3 separate regions of the Mus musculus genome follow, and regions 1 and 3 are each linked to region 2. The links are chromatin loops, found by intact Hi-C in ENCODE. Cell type or tissue: left cerebral cortex. All regions are shown on one strand. Region 1 holds the start of Gm30906 (a long non-coding RNA gene). Region 2 holds the start of Tab2 (TGF-beta activated kinase 1/MAP3K7 binding protein 2). Region 3 has its middle 46 kb from the start of Gm30906.

Region 1 (8,000 bases), 220 kb before region 2:
TCAACCTAGGTTTAGAGTGATGCCTCACATCTCATGTGAAGTTGGGACAGAGCTCTTGTGTCCCTCTGAGAGTGGTCCTAGCAGGTCCCTGGTCCTGATTGGCCCAGTTGACCAAATGAGAATAATGTCCACCTTGTGCCCCATCTTGCTCTTCTCTTGGCTCCCTTGTTTCTGCTTCTTGGACTTGCCTGGTGCTCTTCTGCCTGTCCTTCATGCTCATTGGCCCTTGCTGCTGCTGTGTGTTTTGCGGTTCCACCCACCCACATCGTGTGTCCCCAGGCCAAAGACCTTCTAAGTAGTCATAGGCTTGGATTTGGGCCGGTGGTGTGGATGAAAAGAGAGGGGGCAGTGAAAAACCTGGCACACCTCACAACTAATTGATTAAATTAAACAAAGAAAGAAGACGGGAAAAGAAAGGGACAGCAGAGCTTTTCGAGATCCCGAAGGGTGACCCAGTTACTTACACAGGTGTTCAAAGTTCTCTTTCAACAGTCAGGGGAGCTCTAAGGAAACCATCTAACTGTTCATAAGTGGCTCTATTAGAGCTTTGGTTAAACCTAGGATAAAACATCGTACATCCAGCTAGTGAAATGGTAAGATGAACTAGTCAGCAAAAGCAGAGGTTGACTGGCTTGGCTAGAATGTCAGTGGATCTTCTCAGAAATGTCATCACAGATTTATGGAGAGAGAAGCTACAGTGGGTGAGATGTAAAGGTGCTAATTGGAATGCAAACTCAATAACTGAACAGCAGGGCTTCCATGGAGACTAAAAAAATAATATTAAAAAATGTTCATGTCCCATGCAAACTAAATCCAATTATAATCACACAGCAAGTTATGACCCACGTGCCATGGCTTCATCAAATTCAGTGTTTCTGTCTCCTGGAGGAGGTGGGGACACAAGTGTCTAAAGGTCTCTTAGCATTTGATGGCTGAAAACCTAGAACTTTGACACTGATTAGCAAAGCACTGTAGTTGGAAAAGTACATCTAATTTTGCTAAGGTCAGCTCACTCATCCTTTTCCTGAACTTTTAAAGCAGTTCTTGGAAAGAGGTTAACGTCTCAGGGTGTGACTGCCAGGGGGCCCTGACTCAAGTAATCTGAAACAAATGCCAACACTACCCAGAACTCGGAAAGCCTAATTCTCAACTTGAAAAATTACCAGAACTATTTCTTTCTTCTCATGGAGTAATAGAAAACTCAGATACTCAGTGGCTAAGTACTTTGTGTGTGTGTGTTAATATATATATATAATATTTTAAAAGATTTATTTATTATTATATCTAAGTACACTGTAGCTGTCTTCAGATGCACCAGAAGAGGGTGTCAGATCTCATTACGGATGGCTGTGAGCCACCATGTGGTTGCTGGGATTTGAACTCAGGACCTTTGGAAGAGCAGTCCGTGCTCTTAACCACTGAGCCATCTCTCCAGCCTGTAGTTTCAAATTGCACATCAGAAAGACACATTCAAGATAAGCCCCTAAATATTCTTTTGAGTTTCATCTGTCAAGTGGTTGATAAGAGATTTTAATTTGTTAAGAGATTAAACAATAATTTGACAGGCACCAAGTTGGATAAAGTACCCCAATTGGTTGAGGAATAATTGGAGTCAAAGAAAACAAATAAACACATATATTGCCTATGTGTGGTAGGGCAGTCAGCAGGGAAAGAGGAGGGGACAATGCAAGAAAGTCGCTAACTGAGGTTGATGCTATACTTCAGTGGAAATTATGTGGACATTAAGCCAAGACAGTAATCTGAAACTTAATGCTCCAACTTGGAGCGAGGATCAGTGACTGCACACCTGGAGTGGTGCCTGGCCTGATAAAGGAGTTCTACTAAGCAGACCTGGCATCATTGACCATGGTAGACACTAGCTATCCATTGATGGCTACACAACTCAAGATTGGTACCTGAGTAGAAATGAGATTTCCAATGTTGAGTGAATTAAAGCATGATGGGATGGAACTGTGTGCTTTTTCTCCCATCCTGCTCCTTATGGGAAGTGAAACACTGAAGGTACGGTCAGCTCTCTGGTTGATATGAAGCAATGGCTGGGTGAAAGATCCTGTAGAGTCATGCTTCTAAGCTCTCTTTACTAGCATGTCAACTTTCATCAGTCCAAGCACAGCATGAAAATTAAGAGATAGACCCACAGCAGGCCCTCAGCAGCTGAAGAAGCAGGAAGTATTTAGATGGTAAGGGGCAGAACCCAGTACCGCAGAAGGGCTGTTAGAATCATAGCTTTTCTGGTGTGGAGTGTTCAGATACATGCTGTTTGGCAGAGGGTCTCAATTACTCAGTGTCTTCTTTCCTCTTCAGTGTCAAGACCTCGGGGCTTACAGATTCCCACAGATCCAAAAGGAGAGAAGCAGTCTGGCTAATTATTTATTGGTTCATCCCCACAGGTATTGGTTTAGCTCCACAGACACTACTCTGGAGTGTCTTCGTATCTTGCTCCCCCAACTACCTAAGAGTTTGTAGTGACTACACAGCTTACCTCTGTTTGAAAAAGGAGTGTAAATCTTTGCAAAAGAATAGTAAGGGCTTTTCCTCACTGTTTTGCAAGTGCTACCCAAGGTCTTATATAAGGAAGCATTTTAAAGTATATATTATCTGAACGTATGTTTTCTACAATCTAGCTAATAATTCAGATGAAATATTTTTCAAACTATGATTTCATCTTCACCGATTTACTTAATTCAAGGTAAGTAATATCATTTCATAATAAAGTAATTCACATACTGAAAGGAACCTAAATTTAAGTGTGAATGTTTCTTGGGTTATAAAGCAGGATTCTTAAATGCTCTCTGTCTAAATTTGATAATAACTAGTATTTCATAATGGTGGCAGAGTGACAGAGCTAATAGTACCCTTGTGGTAAGGATGAAGTTATCTCAACTCACATTGCTATAGGGGCAGCAGTATTGTGATCCAGACCCAATCGTTCTATTTTAAGTCACTGCTAACTAAACATCTTTAAGTACAAAATATATGGAATGTTGGAATAAGGTATTTGATTAAACTGAATTCTCATTTCTGTGCATGCTGTGGATATTGCTTTTTCTCTGGTCAGTCTCCTGTGGATGAATTTACTCACTGTCTCTTTGGTCACTTCATCCTCTTCTATTCAGTCTCCCAATTTTGCCCTGCCCTACCCCTCTTCTCCATCCCCATTCTTTTCTTTCCACTTATCAATAGACCACAATGGAAGACCATGAAGAGGCCTACAGACATGTAAATTGGGAACTGCCTCTCTAGGCAGAGAGCACTGAACTGTATAAGAACAGAGAAGGAGCTGAGCACAAGGAAGTGAGTGGGCTCATGGATATTGTTTTCTCTCTACTCTTGACTGATAGGATGAAGTTCCTGATGCCACGACTTACCCACAGAATGGACTGTAATCTGCAACTGTGAACACATTGGATGTAAACAGTGAAGTACATGAATATCTAAACATGGTAGGCCTTAAAAGGAAGGACAGACTCTCCTTTAAAGGCATCTTCATTAGGAGAGTGAAAATGGGGGAGAATTAAGGAGGGCCCAGAAATCAACTTCTCTAAGGAGTGGCCTTCAGCAAAGTCTCCAAGCAGACCTGCAATATAAGAAACCTTATAATATAAGAAATCTTGTAGGGAATGGTGGGATGTTCCACATCATACAATTTAGTTCAATTTTGGTATGTGATTTAAAAAAAAAAGAAAACTTCGAGGTTCAGCATAGGACTATAAATCAGGGACTATTGTACAACTTCTGCATGCATGCTTGCTGAGCGCCACTGAGTGCAGTGCCCCCAGAGGCCAGAAGATGTTAACGCCCCCAGAGCTGGAGTTACAGGCTGTGCTGCCTGACATTGATGCTGGGAACCAGATTTGGGTCTTCTGGATGCGCAATACTTGCTCTTAGTGACTGAGCCATCTCTCTAGCCCGGCACAGATAGCTTCTTCACTTCCTGCCCCAGAGAGAGCTGTACAGAGATGTGGCCCTGATTCAGGATGTAGCATCTCTCATAAGGGTGTGGGCCATTGTTCTAGAGAATGGAAGGCTCCCATGACAGTAAAGCCAACATAATGCAAAATGAGTTGGGGTACACTCTGGAGCATCGGCCCTAACTTCAAGGAAGATAGAGAAGACCACTGCTTCCTACAAAAAGAATTGTGGCAATATCCTCACTTTATAATACCTACACAGTACACCATGTTTAAAGGTTCCTTCTGCGATGTGCCATGTGGGTCCTGTAAGGAGAGACTCAGAAGGGAACAATCCTGTGGCCTCCTTAAGGCTGTGACAATCTCAGTTGTAAGGGTTGCTCCCTGTATCTACGTGGCAACCTAGAACCATTTGTAACCTGTGGTCCTATGGGATCTGAATCCTGCTTTTGACCTCCAGGGGCACCAGTCACTCACATGTGCACAGACACGCCTGGGAGCAAGACACTCATACACATAAAATAAAAATAAATATTAAAAAAAAATAGGCCAGTAAAACCTGAAACATAGTTGGCTTGCCCTCTGTGAAGCAAAATTTGGGCCAAACTGGGCCTATCTGGAGAGACTTGAGTAACTTAAAACCATGTACAGTTGGTTTTGAATGATAGCATGCTGGGGTGTTTGCAAATAACTCACAGACCTTTTGCTGTTGGGAACTGGCCACCTTCGCTCTTTAATAGATCCAATTGCAAGTTAAAATTGCTCTAAGAAAATGCATCTGTCTGCTGTCCAGAACCATGGCAACCAGCCCTCCTTGCAAACAATGGGACAGCTTCCAGCCAAGACAGCAAGATTCTCATTTCTCATGATTTTCTTCCCAAAGAGCAAATGCCTTTAAAATGCACAAAGAGCAAGGAGCCTACTGAATTGGCAGTGACTCCTGTTCTCTCTTCGTAAACATCTGTGCGAAAGAGGGGGAGGCAGGAAAAAGAGCTCTGTGGTTTGGGGAGACAAGATGACCTCAGGGTGAGTTAACCCTCAGTGGGCAAAGCTGCTTGAAGCTGCGAGGGAGGGAGACCGATCCTTGCATTTGTGGTGAAGGTAGGTTTTCTTTTTCAGCAAAGGCCTTGTTCCAGGGTGAAGGCAAAATATGTTCGTTCCAGAGTGCATCGCGTGGAAACCACACCGCTTTTCAACGTGGTTCTAGTCAGCACATAGTTTCCCTCTTAGAAACCACCCTCCCCGCCCCTCATCCTCCGACCCAGATAGGCCACAGTCTGCTTTTCAAACACAGGATCTCAACAAGTAACAATAGTCGATAGAAATGGGAGCTTTTAATGCTCACCAAACTGCAAGTCATGCTAACAGGCCACCCCACAAAGCCTTCTGCTTACCAAAGTAGCTGACCCAGCAGAACCGAAAGGCATCTGGGACCTGATGCTGCTGGAGCTTTTCCACGCCAGTCTTGGCATCGCCCCCTCACATAGGCAGACCCCCCCCAGCAGATTCTGCCTTCTGCAGGATACCTCTGTTCCCTTAGGGCTGCTGGCTGATACACACAGCTACATCTGTGCAGCCCAGGAGGGCTGCTGCCTCCTCCTGGGGATTTTTCATCTACCTTCTGTATATTCTTCAAGAGTCCTGGACATTGTCTGTCTTGGCATCTGTCTCACATCCCAGAATCACTACCTCACAGTGAGTTTTGTTCTAACCACTGCTGGACCATTGGACCTTAGATCAATATCTCATGTTCAGCCAGGGCTCAAGAGGCATTACCTGGGAGTTGTAGTAGAATGGTCCCCGCACAGACCCTTGATTACCACGACGTCATGAGAATGTAATCTCTGCTGGTAGGGTATCTGCAAAAGAAGTTTCTGCAGCCCAGAGAGCAGCTTCTGAAAACCCACCAATCTACCGTTTGTGCATCGGTCTACTTTGTCCATAATCTGTAACTTTGATTGCTTCAGAGTTATAGAAGAATATGATTAAATCTGTTTTTCCTAAACAGAGCAAAGTTGTGTGTATTACACACATGTGTGCAGGCAGCACACACTACACAAACTTGTCCATGCACACACACACACACACACACACACACACACACACACACGAATTTCCAAACATAGGGTACAACTACACCCTTTTAAACTCCTCATCACTTAAATGCTATAAACTAAAAATGCATCTGTCCCAGCTAAGCACCAGAACATCCTAGCTTAAAAGTCCCCACCATCCTTACATTAGCCTGAATGCAGCAAAAATTATTCAACACAGGCTGTTTTGTAACAAAGTGTTGAATGTCTTACTGTCCAGTATATTGAAAGTGTGAGAGGGTAGCATATTTGGACACTTTTCTACATCCCTAAAATGACAACTTTTTAAAAAGTCATTATGTTGAAAATAAAATTAAAAACCATGAACACCACCGCCACAGACTTATCCTGAGCGGTTGAGGCTGTTACATGCCACCTGTGTCTGAGCATCAAGCAAGGGTTTGCAAAGACGGAGGACACCACTGCAGCACACTGCCAAGACCAGGCTAAGAATGCCTGCTCTATTTTAACCCCATACCTTTCCCACATCTATTTTAGACTTCTAACTACCTGAAGCCAAGAAGGAAACCTGAGTCTCTGTAATTTCCAGGAGTGACTGCAGTTTTTGGACACAGTGGGAGTCGACAAAATGAGAACCACGTATAGCAGAGACCTTGATGAGGTGTGGGGCCAGAGAGGACTGCCTAAGGTGTTGCTCCACTGGCTCCCAAGCTTTCCCTAGCATCTGTCTATCCTTGCCCCAGGGAAGGGGGGCATGTCCACTGTGGGCATTCAGAAATGAGGGGTGTTCCTGACACCCACACCTGCACCAGTTCAGTGTGACCCCAGGATGTTGTTTTCTGCTAGGGTAGGGGTTGTTGTACCATCCTCAGGGTTGTTTAAAATACATAAGCCATGTTTTTATTGTCAGCAGCAATAAAGGTTATTGTCAGTGTTTAGTGAATATGAAGGCAAGAGCTCAAAGACTCATGGGACTTCTGATTGTGCCATGAGCTATTCATCTAGGTGAAAATGTCCTTACAATTCTGTAAGTCCTACGTTCTGACTCTGTATTTCATAATATGGCAAAGCAAATTTTGTTCGGCATCACGTGTGCACTGAAGGTCCCCTTCCCCCCCCCCCACCCCCCGCCCAGAATGCAGCTGTCATAGGTCCATGTAAAGTGTACTTTATTTGACTTGGAGCTTTACCAAGAGTTGTTCACCTTTTGAAAAATCACAATACCAATGTCTACACCTCTGAAGGGACTTGAGTCACCGGGAAACCCAGCTGCACCAGGCTGCATGTGAGAGCTATTATGTTCCGCAATTCTGTACAGGCTCTGAGCTGTGACTAATTCATCACGCCTCCTAGTGTGGTGGGACTCAAGCACTCACACATGTAAATGCGTTCTCCTTTAAATTGATTTCTTAAGGCTTCTCACATATATTGTTGCAAAAGAACAACCTATAGAATTTTTTTTAAATTATGTTTCTTGGTAAGCTGAATGTTTAGTTTGAAGAAATACTGTAAAGTGTGTGCTACCCAACTCAAAGGAGCTGAGAAGGATGGTAATGTCTTTTACATGGTCAGCATTCCCGAGGATGCTTCTCCTGAAAGCAGTGATGCACTAAATGCAACAGTATAAAAATGAGAATCAAATAAGAAATAAAATGCATGAGATTAGAATCTTGCAGTTTAACTTCCCAGTTCAAACTGGAAACCTAACAGGCTGAGATACCTGGTGTTAAATGTTTTACTAACAGAAATAGAACAAAAAAGAATTATCATGGGCTGAAATGTAACCCAAACAAACAAACAAAGACATACCCATTAACACTCATCACTAATCCTTGTTTAATCTCCACTGACTGTCAAGGTGGAGAACAAAATGTAGTACCATAACCAAGGATAGCTACAGAGTGATGCTGGGCCTGAATTAGTACAAGCTGAACTCTCTCTGATGCACATTTAGCCCTGATCTGGTGGTGCCATGTAATTGCTTGCCCAGGAAGACCCTCTGTATCCCAGCCAT
Region 2 (8,000 bases):
GGTGCTTGCTCAATCAGAAAGCACAAAACCACATTAAAATGTTCTGAATGGCGAATTGAATTTTATCCAGTTTCCTGTAGCTACTACAAAGAATACTTGGAAGACACAGTCTGCCCTTATTTTCATTAGTCTTGTGGCTAGAGGGGACTATCCACCAATTCTATAAACAGAAATCATAATTATCAACTATATAAAGACATTCCTAGTTATTTATGTTCCAAATCAAATAGACTGAAAATGTTAGAAAACATACCCAGATAAGCCAAACCTCCAGTTTGTTTGTAGGGAGAAAATAAGAGGAGGGACCATCTATCTGGAGCGCATTAAATGCCTCCCCTTGCTGAGCCAAGGAAGCCCCTAGGAGTTGAAAGGCCTCCTCTATTTTGCTGCTACTGCTGTGCTGAGGCGGAAGCCCAGGGCCTCTCACAGGTGTGTGTTCTAGCACTACAATGCATCTCTAGCCCAGGTTGGCTTTCTAAAAGTATTTGTTTTGAAATAGTGTCAAACTTATCAGAAATTGCAAGATCTTTTAGGCTTAAGTGATTTTGAGAACCGGGCAGATGTTACCCGATAAAGGCCAAGCTCATAACCAAACTTTCAAAACATTTTGAGACACTACAAATGCCCTAGATTCATCAAATATGACTTTTAAAATGCTTCTAATTACCAATATTTAAAACTTATCACCACTCTCTGTATGTGTATGGCAGATAGGAAGTATACATCCACACAGAAAAAGCATATAGAATATACATATTTTTTTTTCTGAGCCACATGGGTAAAGTTTTATACATTGTGTTCTTTTACCTCTTTAACCCTTCAGTGTGTTTAAGAATATTGTAATGAAGAACAAATTTCAGAAGGTTAAAGATAACATAATACTTACATTGTCTCTGTAGTCCTAACTTTACCTAACTTTACCCAGTTATCCCAATACAAACTACTTTGTAACCTTTTCTTTCCCAGCAAGGGATCCGCCTTGGGGTCTCATGTCGCATTAGGATGTCATGCTCTTTAGCATCCTTTAATCTGCGATCTTTGATTCTTACAAGATCCCAGAAGGGGTTTGTTCTGTTTTGTTTTTTGTTTGTTTGTTTTTAAAGGCATTAGTTCTTTCATAGAGTTTTCCTCTACATAGCTATCTGGGGCTTTCTCTTCATTAGAGATCCAAGCTCTTCAAATTTGGGCAATGATGTACGATTATATCTTCTCTTCCTTTTCTCAAACCCATTACATTTGTTTATATGGAAAATATATTTCTATTAAAATGTGTACACGTACATTTCAGAAAACAAATTTTGAACAGGAACTATTTTTTTCTTAATCCACTTCTATTATTTCAGCAGTATATGTTCGAATTGTGCCTCAGTTTAAGAGAAGTACTGTTTATTTAATAATTTCTTCAATTTATCTAAAATCATTACACTGACTATGGAAATAATTCCTCAGAGAACTGTAGTATTAGGGCTCAATGGCGTCTGTTACTGTGAATTAATGAAAACAGCATCTACTATGTGAATTATAATTTACTTTTACTTCGAACACAGAAAAAACACTTTTTCAAAGTATATACTTTTACTTTCTTAATGTCAACCGAGAGAAAAATTTAAAAGTTCCAATGTTGTAAATCATTAGCACTCTGACTTCTGGCGGGCTAAAAGTTTTTAAGTAGAGCTAAACCCCAATATTTCAGGTACTTTGTAAAACTGAGTGTAAAAAGGAAGTGAAAGGGTTTTAAGTGTTTAAAAAAGGGGCTTTAAAAACAATAAGCAATAAGCACCTATGGAGCTTATACTGATAACAGAATAATAAAAATAGTCCTTCCGGATTTTTTTCGGTAGTATGAATTTCTTCAAGGAAGAAACTGGCAGCGATATGCACACTTTGGACAGGGTCAAGAAGAAGAAAAAAAAAGCCTTTTTTTTTTTTGCCATATGAAACCGCCAAGATTTTAAAATATTTTACATTGTGAGAAACATCTGAACGTTGACCACCACCACCCAACCCCACCCCACCCCGAGGGAAAACGAAGCACATCTTTAAGAAGATAGAAACCAGAAGTGTCCCCTCCCCCGCGTCTCCCCTCGAAGCTAAAGTGTCTTTGGCTCTGCTTCTAGGTCTTCTAGGAACGTGCAGTTACAATCGCAACGACTCGCTTGATTCTTTAGATCGTTCTCTCTGCGGGCCCCCACTGCTGATCAAGGAAAGTCCAGCGGCCGAGCCAAACTCCGCTCGGGTCCCGCGGCTTCCAGGACGCGTCCCGCACCGCCCGGTCTCCATCCGACCCGCCGTCCCTCCCGGGTCACCCGGTAGCTCGCGGCCTGGGCGCGGCCCGGCTCCAAGGGGGTGTGTCCGGCTCGCGGCCCCGCAGCCCCGCAGGCCCGGCGCTCGCCTCCGCCTCAGGCCCACCTGCCCCGCGGCCCGTCAGGGCCTGCAGGGTCCCGCCCGTCTCCCCGAGCTGGGCCGCCGGCTCGCACGGCTCGCCCTGCTCGCACAGCCCGCCACCCGCTTCCGGAGCCGCGAGGCCCTCGGCGGCGCGCGCACCGCTCGGCTCCTCTCTCTCTCCCTCCCTCCCTCCCCGTCCGAGCGTGAGGGACCCGCGTGCTCCTCCTCAGCCCGCGCCGGGACGCGTCCCCTCCGGCCACGGCGAGCCGGGAGTGGGGACGGCGGCTGGCGGAGGTGGGGCGTGGACAGAGCATCCCCGCCACCCGGCGGAGGGAGGCCTCGTCACGGCCGCCGCCTCAGATCTCGCGGTGTTTGCCGGCCGCCGCGCCGCCATATTGTGTGGCCGTATTTTGATGCGGACTGGGCTGGCGGAGCCGCGGCGCGAGCGGGCGAGCGAGCGAGAGCTGGGGGGGTGGGGGGAGGGCAGGCGAGCGGCAGGGGGGTGGGGGCGGAGGGAGGCAGGGCGGCCGTGCGAGCCGGAGCCGAGCAGCGGGCCGCGGCGACGCCGCCCCGGCCATCGCTTTGATCCGCGGCAGGCGCCGGCGGCGGGGCGCCCCAGGCCGACCCCCTCCCCTCCCCCTCAGCCGCGAGCGGCGGCGGCGGCCGGAGGGAGTTGGCGGCGGCCGGGCGGAGGGGGCCGAGCGGGGAGGGAGGGAGGGCTGAGGTGTCCCCCCTGCCGGGTGGAATCGGCGCTGGCGGCGGCCGCGGTGACGACGGGGGAGACGGCTGCCCAAGTGGGAGAGGCGGCGGCGGCGGACGAGGAGGAGGGGGAAGCCGCGGCGGCGGCGAAGGGTAAGCGGACGGCGCTGCGGGGCCTCGGCGGGATCCCTCCCCACCCCCCACCCCCCCCACCCCCAGCCCGGCTCCCCGCGCCTGCAGCGGCTCGGGGACCGGCTCTGCCTGGCGCGCGAAGCCCTAGCGGGGCGTCCGCGCCTTCCTCGCCTTCGTCCGCCGCTCCGCCCGGGTCCTGCCCGCGGTGGCGAGGCGCAGGGAGGCCCCCCAAGTCCTGCGGGGAGGGTGGGGGCGGGGAGCCTGGGGCCTGGCCTGGGCTCCGGGGCGTCGGGGGAGGGGGACCGGGCCTGCCCCGGAGCCCAGCGCCGGAGAGAGCCGGGGGTGGGGGTGCCTTGGCCCCCGGTCCGCCCCCAGGCCTGTGATCTGGAAGTGGGAGGGAGGGAACCAGACGCCTTTGGGGGAACCCAGGTCTGGATAACGATGACTTCGGGGCCCGCGAGTTAAGGGAGAGCCGGGGAAGTTAAGTGCAGGGTAAAGAGGAAGCACCTCTCTCGCTTTGCTTTCCGATTTTGCTTGTCTGCAGCCTTCTTCCAAATGGGCAGCACGCCCCGCTGTGAAGAGGTTGGGGCCCCCTTAGAGTCCACAGGACTACTCTGATTTTCTTGCCCCGAGATAGTGGTTGGAAGAGGAAGACTTAACAAGGGTCCCTGGGTGTTGCTGACAGGTGACAGGTGGATCTGTCTGTTGCTGATGCTGTAGAATCCTTGGCTCATAATTGTAGGCCGAAAGTGTCAGGGAGCGTGTGAGTTTGTATTTACGTGTTTGGCCAAGTTTCATTCCATATATAGTATATTTGAGATGCTAAGTTTCCATTCAAGTCAGCTTAATTGTTATGGAGGAATTCTTCAAATGTTTCTGATAAGAGGGGTTTTCAGGAGAGTGGTGGAGACTTGCAGCCTCCTGGAGCTTTTATTCGAGTCTCCGTGAAGTTCGGGTTCCCAAAAGCATTGCAGGCTGTTGGTAAATGGGCTTCTAGTCATTGGAAAGTTCTTGGACACAAATGCAGTATTCGAGGCAGCAGCCAGACACTCTAGCTTTGCATCCATTTTGTCAGTGCTGGGTAAGTTAGTAAAGTGCCAAATCGTAGGGTTAGGTTGATTGCCATTTTATAAAAGGAATGGCTTTGTGTCCTAGCTTACTCAAAGGAGATGTTGCTCATGAAGCAGCTTCAAATTTTGCTAGGAATTTCACTGGGTACAAAAGAGGGTTGTTTGTTTTTTGTTTTGGTTTTTTTTTTTTTTTTTTGGTTTTTTTGTTTGTTTTGGTTTTGGTTTTGGTTTTGGCTTTTAGTTATCACTGTTTACCACACTTGGTACAGCAAGAGTTTTGATGCCTTTTCAGAAGCATCCTTAATGTCTTAGTAAAGGTGAATCCATGATTACTTTTAAAACTGTACAACTTGAAACCTTTTTGAAACCATACATATTTCTAATAAATGAACAGTTGCCTTTTCTTTTACTATATGCTTTAGCTAGCTACTTTAATTCCAATCCTTAGGAAAAAATGTCAGATTCATGAGTTGGGTTAGTATCCAGATAGTCCACGAAGGCTTCTGCAGCTTTTAACACGTGTGTGGAATGAATATGTTGAATGGTGGTACTATCTGTGTATTAGCAGGAAATAGAACAAAAATTCCAGTGATTCAGAACCTCTGCTTGCCCCTACACCAGTGTGTAATAGAGAGTGCTTTATGTTTTCAGGCTTAAAGAATCAAACTGAAAGTTGAATATGGCAATTATTATGTTAGCCACTGAATATATGCCATTGCTTCAACTTTCTTTTTGTTTCATCAGATAGCTTTTTCTGAGTTAGAATGGTTTCCAAAGGACACTGGGAAATACCACTATTCAAAATGTTCTCTGTGACCTCTCATAATAGAACCTGTGTTTGTATAATTCATAAGTAGATGAAATGATCAACGGTGCAAATGACAATGCTTCTCAGGGAGCAGACTTTAAGTCAGCTGTGGAAAGAGGTGCTTACCTTTAGCCAAGGCTGTGGTAAGATGTGTAGTTACCACACCTATTTAAGTGAGGCAAATTCTGCATAGTTAGGTGCGCACTGCCCAGACTCCCAATTATGTCCCTACTGAGTGTTTTATGCTCTGGCAAAGGTCTTAACATGATTGGCTTTGTGCCTTGACAGAAATAAAAGTTTTATTCCTCTTTTATGTAAGGAAAATTCCCAAAGAACTGGTTCAGTGAGCCACCTTCATTTTGAGAACTAAGCATAAAGTATAGCAGAGATTGCTTGTTTATGAGGCATGCGGTAGTAAAGCTCCAGTAGGATGGGTTTTCTAACCCTGAAGTTACACACACACACACACACACACACACACACACACTAAATGCTTATTTTTATGAATATCAGGATACTTTAGAAAAGAAGTTTTGCCTTCCTATATTTTTAAAAGTTCCTGGAAATATTTATAATGTAGATTATAAATCATAGAGTAACGTTTACATTTCATTATATCACATGCCTCAGAGAACAGAAGTAATGCTTTTTGTTTTGATTGACTTATGTTGTCTTTCTTTTAATAAGAACTCTTTAAATCAGGATTATGCGATAATAGAGACAGGTGTGCCGAGGAAGATGCTAGTAAAGGATTGGATGAGCAGTTTGCAGGAATATGGAAGTGTGGGGAGTAGATGGCTGCCAAGTATAGCAAAGTAACTGCTGGACTGCATTGAGGAGAGTTTTTTTCTATTGATGGGTGCTCACAAGCTGTGTGTGTCTTCACTTAACACTGTATTCAGATAGTAAGAGATTTGGAGATACTGAAATAAAATGAAAATTAAATATATGTTCACATTATTGACCTCTGGCTTATGGTCCCCTAAGTATTTGCCAGTATTTTAAAATTTTATGTCCAAATTATTCTGACCCTTAAAAAGTCAAGAATACACACTTACTCAGAAAGGCAAGCCCTAAGTACTCCCGGAGTTGCTAGGTACTGTGCATTCTCTTTGGTTAATCACTAAACTCAGCTGTGAGCTTGGTAACAGAGGCCAGTATTAAGGGGAAGACTCTGTCATTTTCTGAGTATCCTCATCTCAGAGCAGCCTGTTTATTACAAGTGGTGCTTTACCCACACTAGTCTTGTTTTTTGAAGGAAATGGGAGGGAATTACATATTTCACTTAGATTTTCTTGACTCTGAGGATTGTTAGCTGACAAGTTGATGTTTGAAGATTTCTGTAAGATATTTTTTAGGTTTTGCCAGTTTAAAAGTACATTAATTCAAAACTTTATGTAGATCCCTATCTCTATCTCCCAGTGGTGTTTGATAAATAAAGTTTTGCTGAATGTGACTATTTTATTGACCCTGTTCATTTTGTTTGTTTGTTTGAGATGGGGTCTTGATTTGAGCGCTGACCTCAATGCAGTGCTTACAGGTATGTCCTTGCCCTCCCTCATATTAATCAGCAGTTCCATTGCAGAAGTTTTACTATACACATAGTGTCCTGGTTAGGAATGAGAGCCGTGCTACTGAGCATCAAATCCCTACGGGGTACCAAGTTTTCATTCACTTCTCAAGTTTTTATTAAGCACTGCTTGTAGTGTCTGGGACACCTAAATCCTGAAGATGTAGTACACTGAACACAGACAAAATTGTTCTCATATAGTTTATAGGTAGAGATGTAATGAGTGAGTAAAATGTGTCTGGGGAAAACACAAGGAAAGAAAGCATGGAGGCTGAGCAGTGGGCATTGTTTGACCTCAGCTCTGCAGCGAGTACCAGTCTTGATTTCAGAAAATAGAACTATCCAGTGACATTTTTTTCTTAGACTAAGAATATCCTTTATAACTTGGAAACAAAATTGTATTTGTGCTTCAGAATTACAAATTGTTACAGAATTTCAATTAGTAGGGATTTCCTATTGTTAGTACTTTAGAAAGCTACTTTGTGACTCAGTAGAAAATTCTGGAATTTACCACCCTTGTTTGAATCCTAGTTTTGGCCACCTTCTACTTTGCCACTTGATTTAGAGCCAGTTAAGACTTCTTAGCTTCTCTGAACCTGTTTTCTAATCTGTAAAATAAATTGGCTAAGGTTTCTGCTGATAAAGTAGTAAATTTAAACACAAGTTGTGAGCAGTAGAGTATGTATACTTTGTGCCATTTTTGTTTTCTGCCTTTCTGGAGCTCTGCAAAATAAACATGGCTGAGTTGGTAATTGCAGCAAGTTCTACCAGCACTGTATGGGCATTGTTAAATCCACATTTCATTTGGCTACTTAGAGCAGCCTCGCCTGTAGTATAGTGTCACTGGGCGCTTTCTGGAGAGTTGGTTTGTGTCATATCTAGTCTAACACAGGAGGACCATTACAGCTTTCAGGTGAAGGAGCATTGTGGGCCTGTCATTTAGCTTGATAAACTGAACCTGAACACTTTGAGAAATGGACAGCAAAAACTGAATAAAATGCCAGTTTATGCAGACCCTTGAGATATGTAGCACAGTGCATGTATGGCACATAGACTTTCTCCCATACTGTATAAACAAGGGTATTTCATACACTTTGCAAAATATTAAGGAAAACATTTACAAAGGCCAAATGTGCAGCTTGTGAACGAGATTTTGAAAAAAAACAACAGAATAACCATTCAAATTGCAAATCTTTGTACCACTGGGAGGTGACTACATTGAGCTCCTCAGGACTCAGGATAGATCCCAGAGCATGGCTTCCGTTCCTCTCTGCCTTCCTCACATGTTGGGGAGGGCATGGTCTGGAGCTAGTTCAGCAGGCCAGATGCTGAGTGG
Region 3 (8,000 bases), 170 kb before region 2:
AGCTAAACAATAGCTTTATTGATTTAAGACATGTGGGTTTCATTAGGGAAAGCTGAATGTATTAAAATAGGTTGTGATGGCTGAATGGAGGCTAGGAGCAAACTTAGGTCATGGGACTCCTCGGACAAAAGGCAGATAAATCTCTATTATGTAATTGGACTAGGAGGTAGGAGGGGATCCTCCCCGCCCCGCCCCCACCCCGCCCCCACCCCCACTTGGATAGTTTCTTAGTCTTCCAAAGGCAGTCAGCCTACTGACGTGGAAGGCAAAGCTTAGAGTCCTCTCTGTTTGACATGTCAACATCTGCCCGCCCAGCCTGAAGCAGCCCTGAGCCAGAAACACTCCCGCTGATACGGAAATAAATATCGAAGAGATCAAAGCTGTGCATGTAGGATGTCTCTGCGCGAAGCTTCCGCAGAGCCCCGAAGTAATAATGTCCAAATAATAGTTTCTTTTTACTTTGGTAGGCATTTTCTCCAAGGAGCTCATTAACTCGGGGTAACATATAGGAAGTGGGCAGGCAGCCATTCACGGGGTGACTTCACTTCAGAAAGAATGGATACAAAAATGGATCCTTTGACTAGCAGAATGAGAAAAAACACACTTCAATAAACACAGGGAGAACATAGTGGGACTACCTTTACATTAAAAAAACGATAGTCCTTCCCCTCCCCATCTTCTTCCTTCTCTTCCCCCCTTTCCATCCCCCCTCTCCCCCTTCCCTGGGAAGGCTAGGCTGACTCCATGACAGGTTTAAAATCTGCAGTTAAGGAGACTAGGCCTAAATCTCTGTTTCCAAGAACTGGACAATCCCAAGCAAGTCTAGGCCTCAGAAGCTGCCCCCACCACATGGCCTGAGGCAAGGACAATGGGTCAGCAGCAGTTTCCAGACCTCCCCCAGCAAGTTTCCAGTGCCCCACCCCCACCCTCAGCCTGACTCCCCCAGTCCTCAGCAGCTCTCTTCCTCTCAGCTTCTGATTTGAAGTGTCCATTGCTTTTGAAGTGTTGAGTGGCTGAGTGCAACTTCGCCAGGGACTGGAAACTCCTGGTGACAATGGATGCTCTGAACTCGCTGCACTACTGGCCTCCTGAAGAGACTCCCTGTGCTTTCAAACTGTGGGGAAACATACATAAATATAACATCGACCACTTTCAGGAGTGTGATTCGGTGGTAGAGGCTGTGTCTGTGTGCTGGGTAGTGATGTCATCATATATCTACAGGACCCTTTATCTTCCCAACTTGAAACTCTGAGCCCCTTAAGCAACTTCCCCCTCTCCTTTCCTTAGCTCTTGTCAATCACTGCTCTATTTTCTGTCTCTGAGGGTACCTCACAAAAGTGGAAGTGTACAGTACCTATACCCTCGTGTCTGGTATGTTTGATTTTGTATAACATTGTTGTGGTTTGTATAAATGTACCTATATGTGTGAATGAACTTGGGAAACTGGCTAAATTCTCAGCACATCTATGTGCAGAGTCATCAGAACAGAACATGGCTGGGGTGTACACAGCCAGGATGTTTGGGCTTGAGGCGGGGAACAGTGTGCTGAGCTGTGTTATTTGAGAGGGTGACCTAGCCTCTCTGTGCCTGGGTTCTTTAGCTAGAATATGGAAACTTTGGCAGTAAATATATGTGGAATTACTGTGAGAACCAAACAAGTGTGCAAAAGTAATACTTGACATATAGACTGGAAAATATTAATATAACTTAAAATAAGGACTTAAATAAACACATTTAAATACAAAATTTTAAAAGTTTCACAAAATACTGTAATAATTTTGAATTCTTCATAATAAAGAAAGTATCTACTCTCAAAATGTTACCTACAGTCATACCTACATGGACATGGTATAAATTAAACATGAACAATTCTGTTGGAAACAGAAAAAATTTTAAAACACTACAGACTTCAATCTTAAGAAAAGGTGAGCTTGCCAGGTGTGGTGGCGCACGCCTTTAATCCCCGCACCCGGGGGGCAGAGGCAGGTGGATTTCTGAGTTCGAGGCCTGGTCTACAGTGAGTTCCAGGACAGCCAGGGCTTTACAGAGAAACCCTGTCTCGAAAAACAAAACAAAACAAAACAAAACAAAACAAAACAAAACAAAACAAAACAGGTGAGCTCTCAGCCAAGAATTGTGACTCATAACTGTAAGACCAGCCCCTGGGAGCCTGAGGCAGGAGGATGGGAAATTTGAATACAGGATACATAGTATGGAGGTAGCCTGCACTACACAGTGAGATGGAGGGAGGAAGAAATGGACTCTAAATAGCATATGAAAAGGTTTATGAAAGGTGCACCCCAAAAGTCCACTGGCAGATTCTATACTGCAAATGTGGCCAGCACTTGCCAAGTTCTTCCACAGGGTGAGTGAAGCCAGCCTATGCAGAAGAGGAAGGTTGATCTGGGAGACGGTCAGTGGGCAAGGTCAGTGGCTGCTCTTCCGAAGGAACCAGGTTTGAATCCCAGCACCCACATGGTGGCTCACAACCATCTGTAACTCTGGTTCCAAGGGATCCGATGCTCTCTTCTGATCTCCATGGAAACCAGGCATGCATGTGATACACATACATATATGCAGGTAAATGTCCATTCATAGACAAGGAAAGAGAACAGACAGAGATAGAGCCCAGTCTCCCAAGAGCACACACGCCCAGAGGCTGGGGTGTAAGGATACGAAACAGAAGTGAACAACACTCAGGCAGAAAAGGAAGGTCTCTAGGTTTGCATACTTGTGGAAGGACTTTCCCCACTGTCAAACCAAGACATCATTACCTGTCTTAGGAAAGCCCATTTCACTGATTCTGAAAACGCCAAAACCACCATCCTGAGTATAGATTTTGCAAACAAAAGATCCCCTGCCCTCACAGGAACCACCTCTCTTCCAGTGCCTAAGTCAGTAGAGAGCTCGATTTTGTAGCTACATCTTCCAAAGACCTATCTTTGCCTGTTCTGCCGCCTCCACACTGGGGCCTGCTGTCACCACTAGTAACACTTGTCTTCCTCTACCGCCTCTTCTATGAATGTGGCGTGCAATAAGCTTCGAGATAATCTGAAATCAAAGGAGCCTGATGTGCTGCGCAGGGGAAGAATGGAAAGAGAGACTCCTTCGAGTATAGGCGTGGGCTTACTGGTTCCTCCGCTGTACACTGAGCCCTTTTTCTGCCCGAAGTCAGAAGCAGCGTTTGGGTGATAATTCAATTGCTCTCATTCTCCAGTGGCTGTTAAAGGCTCTCTTTTCTTTTGAGCGATGGATCATATTTCTCTCTTATCTTCAGTCATTTCTGGGCTGCGCTTACCAGATAAGGGCCCCACTCCCCCTGCTCCCCACCATCTTAAAAGATTTCCCTGCCGAGTTTTATCAGCGTGAGTGCCGCACAGAGTGCATTCTGACAATGTTCAGGGCCGTTTGTTTCCAAGTCTCACAAGACTTTCTGACTTCCAAAGGAGTAGAGCTGCCAATAAAGTCCCTAGACTTCAGCCTCAGGAACAGGGAAGGGGAACGAACCAACAGAAATACCTGGAATTTATAAGGGAAATGTTTCGTGACCTTTGTTTTTAAAAGCAGGTTTTGGGGGGAGCCAGAAAATTCCCCTAGAGTGGTTTCATAGAGAAAACAGTACACCTCAGGTTTGAAAACAGGAAAAGGTGAGAGAGTGGTCACTGCTCGATCATCGCAAGAGCAGGGGAAATTGGTCTGAGGCAAACAGTTCTCAGAAAAAGCAACAGTTTCTTGACGGTGAGTGTTTAGATGGTTTTGACACCCTCCAAGCGAGGGCCAGACTCAAGTCCACACTCTGGAGGACTCTGAAAGCCAAAGTAGGTCAGGGGACAGTCTTGGAACTTAGAATAAACGTGAAAGCCATCGTGGGGACAATGTCCCTGTGAGAGCTATTGGGATGAAAACTTGAAATAAGATAGAATGAACTGCTGCATCATGACAACACAGAAGGAGACTGGGAGGAGACTGGGAGGAGACTGGGAGTAAGGAAGCTCACAGGACTGGAGTCTTCAAAAGAGATTCGAGTAGACTGAATTTGACCTGCTAATTAAAAAATGTATGTTAAGGTTTCTAGAGGAACACTGAGAAACTAAAACCAGAGCCTCTAAGTGCCAAATTAATGTGAGGACAGCAGTATAGGAAAGAGAATTTAATGTCACTATATTGCTTATATCGATTGTTTTAAATTTTTGAAGTCAGCATCCAGTTTCCTAGGGTAATCTTGAAAAACAACACAACCAACCCAGGGAAAGAAAAAAAAATGAGAATAACAAGAACAGAAAATTTGAAGCTGATTAAAATAAACACTTCAAAGATCTAGATGTGCAAAATTGTATCTTGATATAGATCAATAGAAAGAAAGATGCACTGCAAAAGAGCTTGAGGAAAAGGGACAAAAGACAGAAATAACAAATATTAAGTCTAAAAAAAATCAAATTATATATATAGGACAAGTTCATATATAATAAAAGTGAGCAGATTGAAAACACCATCCTTGAGGTTTTAAATGAAATAGAAGTGTTCCTTAAAAAGTAGAAATAACAAAAGATGCTTTGGGCAATAATAGCAAATATAGATGATTTGTTAACTGTTAATAAATTAAATTGGAATTTTAAAAACCTTCCCACATTAACCTTGAGTGGTCCTAAGGGAACAATGTCCTCTCACTTAGGGACCGATAGTCTCAGTCTTAGCCAACCTCGTCCTCTCTCCAGGAAGCAGGCAAACAGCAAATGGTATCTCAGCTTATTTTACTCCATAATAATTGTTTTTGATTTTAAAATTTTAAATTCATAAAAATAGAAGCAAAACCAAAGTGTTGACAAACAGAATCCTATCTTCCATGACCCTACGTGACACCTTACATCATAATCAAATTAGATTTATGTTAGGATGTAAGAGTATTAGGTAGAAGTCAGAAAATCTATTCATACAACTAACGTGACACATGAAAGGGGAGGGGTTGGTCATCTTAGTAGATTCAGAAAAAGCATCTAGTGAAATTCAACACAGTACACCAATATGACTAAATCTGATAAAAGATATTAATAAAAAAATAGCAATAGGATGGGGAGATGGGTCTGTGTGTGGACCCATTAGCTGTGTAAGTCTGCACACCAGTGTTCATATCCCCAGAACCACATACAGCTGGACATGGTGGCTTGCATCTGTAACCACACAGCTCCTGCTGCAAGGTGGAGAGAGAACTCAGGAGTCGCCACACGATCTCCAGTCAGCCAGCCTGTCGAGAACAATGAAAGGCCCTGTCTCACACGAGGTGAAAGGCAAGAACTGATATTTGAGGTTGTCTCCTGACCTCCGCATGTGTGTCCTAGTACATGCATGCCCGTCCCCTAAATACATACATGAGCCTTAAAAAAAAAATAAATAGAAGGACATGCTAACTTCATAGGTCAGAGAGTTCAGTTTTGCAAGGATATCAGTTTCTATGTAACAGATTCATGGATTGATTAAGTTGATTACCACATAATTTTTCTTGGAAATTGGTACAGTAATTCTGAAATTCATATGAAGGCGCAAAGTCCTTACAACATTCTTGAAGGAGGTAAAGTTGAGGAACTTTCCTTATGAAATGTCAACACTTCACATAATGCTACAGCGGTTGTAATCTGAGACTGTGAAAGCATAGATGGGGACTCTCAGGTTTTGCTGGCTAGACAGTCTATCCAAATTAGTGAGTTCCAGGCCACATGGGGTGGAGAGCAATGGAGAGACCCAACCTCTGGCTTCCCATCAGCTACATAAACCTACACACATACCACACACACACACACACAAAGATGTGTGAAAGAATGAAAGTCACATGCCATCAAGCAGGACAGACAACCTGGCACACACAAAACTGGCAAAAGGTTAGGATAACAAAAATATTAAGAATGTCAATGAGTCAATAACATAAATATACTATATAAACATTTTCCTATGTGCTACTAGGAATAATAAATAACCCAATGAGGAAAATCAGAAAAAAATATAAATATTCTATAATGGAAGAAAGCTCAATAGTCAAACATTAAAAGATGTTCAACTCATTTGTAATCAAAGAAGTACAAAGGGAAGTGGTACATGATTTTAGGGCCACACTCCTGGCAGACATTGCAATTCTTGGCAGTGTCCAGAGTCCATAAGGATGCCTGCATCAGTGTAGTAGAGCAGAGACCTGGGGCATTGCCTGCTAGGTTGACACATTGATTCTGCTCAGTTAATTGCTTTCACACTTAAGCAGGAAATAGATGTAAGCGACTGTTCATGATGAGTGGAGAGATTGAAAATGCTGAATTTCCACCTATAATGAAGTGCATGCATACATGATGGATAGAATATGAAATATCTACCACCTGTTCCAATGTGGATGAGCCTCAATAATATTGCAGAATAGCAAGTCACCAATATATATACTTTCAAGCAGCTGTAAAGAAGTGAGGTTTTTGAAAAATGAGGGGCGGGGTAGACAAGGAAAGGAAAGGGCAGAAGCAAAGAACAGCATTCTCAGCTTAGGAAATCATCACACACACACACACACACACACACACACACACACACACACACACACACCCTAGATCATTTGCTGTTATATTTCCCTGGTAGATATGAACTGACTTTTGGATACCTGGTTTTGTAGTCGTGTGCGTGTGCGTGTGTGTCTCTGTACATCTATACTTGCCATGATGTATGGAGGTCACAAGACTACCTCTGCTGCTTGTAATCTTTGAGATGGGAATCTCTCATGTTCTCTTGCTGTGTGCTCCAGGCTAGCTGGCCCTCCAGCTTCTGGGAGTCTGCTTCTGCCTCCCATCTCACTACATGAGCTCTGGAATTACATCTGTGTGCCCCTGGATCTGACTTTATGTGGATTCTGGGTATCTGAACTCAGGTCTTCCTGCTTGCTCTTGAGCCATCTTCCCACCCCCCACCTCCACCCCCACCTCAGGGATGCCTTTTTATGAAGCATGGGCTGTTCTGTACGGCTGAATTATCTTCTGGGAACAGGTAAAATAGGAGAAAGGTTCAGGTGCAAACCAAAGAGGTAAAACAGTTAGATAAGAAATAAAGATATTGTTCCCTATTCTAGGGAGGAATGAAGTATCCACGCTTTGGGTTTCCTTCCTCTTGATTTTCTTGTGTTTTGCAAATTGTATCTTGGGTATTCTAGGTTTCTGAGCTAATATCCACTTATCAGTGAGTGCATATCAAGTGACTTCTTTTGTGATTGGGTTACTTCACTCAGGATGATATCCTCCAGATACATGCATTTGCACAAGAATTTCATAAATTCATTGTTTTTAATAGCTGAGTAGTACTCCATTGTGTAAATGTACCACATTTTTCTGTATCCATTCCTCTGTTGAGGGACATCTGGGTTCTTTCCAGCTTCTGGATATTATAAATAAGGCTGCTATAAATATAGTGGAGCATGTGTCCTTATTACCAGTTGGAGCATCTTCTGAGTATATGCCCAGGAGAGGTATTGCTGGATCTTCCGGTAGTACTATGTCCAATTTTCTGAGGAACTAACAGACTGATTTCCAGAGAGTTGTACAAGCTTGCAATCACACCAGCAATGGAGGAGTGTTCCTCTTTCTCCACATCTTTGCCAGCATCTGCTGTCACCTGAATTTTTGATCATAGCCATTCTGATTGATGTGAGGTGGAATCTCAGGTTTGTTTTGATTTGCATTTCCCTGATGATTAAGGATGTTGAACATTTTTTCAAGTGCTTCTCAGCCCTTCAGTATTCCTCAGTTGAGAATTCTTTTTTAGCTCTGTACCCCATTTTTAATGGGGTTATTTGAATTTCTGGAGTTTAGCTTCTTGAGCTCTTTGTATATATTGGATATTAGTCCCCTATCAGATTTGGATTGGTAAAAAATCCTTTCCCAATCTGTTGGTGGCCTTTTTGTCTTATTGACAGTATCTTTTGCCTTATAGAATCTTTGAAATTTTATGAGGTTCCATTTGTCAATTCTTGATCTTACAGC

The links. Hi-C counts contacts between places; a loop is a spot of excess contacts. Peaks named below come from ENCODE experiments on the same cell type or tissue, not always from the same donor. Only the 100,000 strongest peaks of a DNase experiment are listed, where the experiment ranks them.
Region 1: it touches region 2 in a loop (4-fold over the local background); 3 of 42 quality-filtered maps call a loop at or near these places.
Region 3: a loop joins it to region 2, with 8 times the contacts of the local background. A loop is called at or near these places in 3 of 42 quality-filtered maps.

The regions. Positions count from the first base shown.
Region 1 is chr10:8,173,662-8,181,661 of GRCm38, reverse strand. It overlaps Gm30906 (a long non-coding RNA gene), which reads right to left and starts at 5,554. Exons shown (of 3, transcript XR_380102.3): 1 at 5,327-5,554. In left cerebral cortex, CTCF peaks have their summits at 3,798 and 4,433; DNase peaks (open chromatin) are centred at 4,865, 6,407 and 7,300; H3K27ac peaks cover 1,478 bases.
Region 2 is chr10:7,951,038-7,959,037 of GRCm38, reverse strand. It overlaps Tab2 (TGF-beta activated kinase 1/MAP3K7 binding protein 2), which reads left to right and starts at 2,915. Exons shown (of 7, transcript NM_138667.3): 1 at 2,915-3,237. In left cerebral cortex, no CTCF peak of the experiment used is centred here; DNase peaks (open chromatin) are centred at 3,123, 3,665, 3,900, 4,160 and 2 more places; H3K4me3 peaks cover 3,359 bases; H3K27ac peaks cover 2,340 bases.
Region 3 is chr10:8,125,928-8,133,927 of GRCm38, reverse strand. No RefSeq gene overlaps it. Among named protein-coding and RNA genes, the nearest start is that of Gm30906, 46 kb to the left of the region's middle. In left cerebral cortex, no CTCF peak of the experiment used is centred here; DNase peaks (open chromatin) are centred at 460 and 3,001.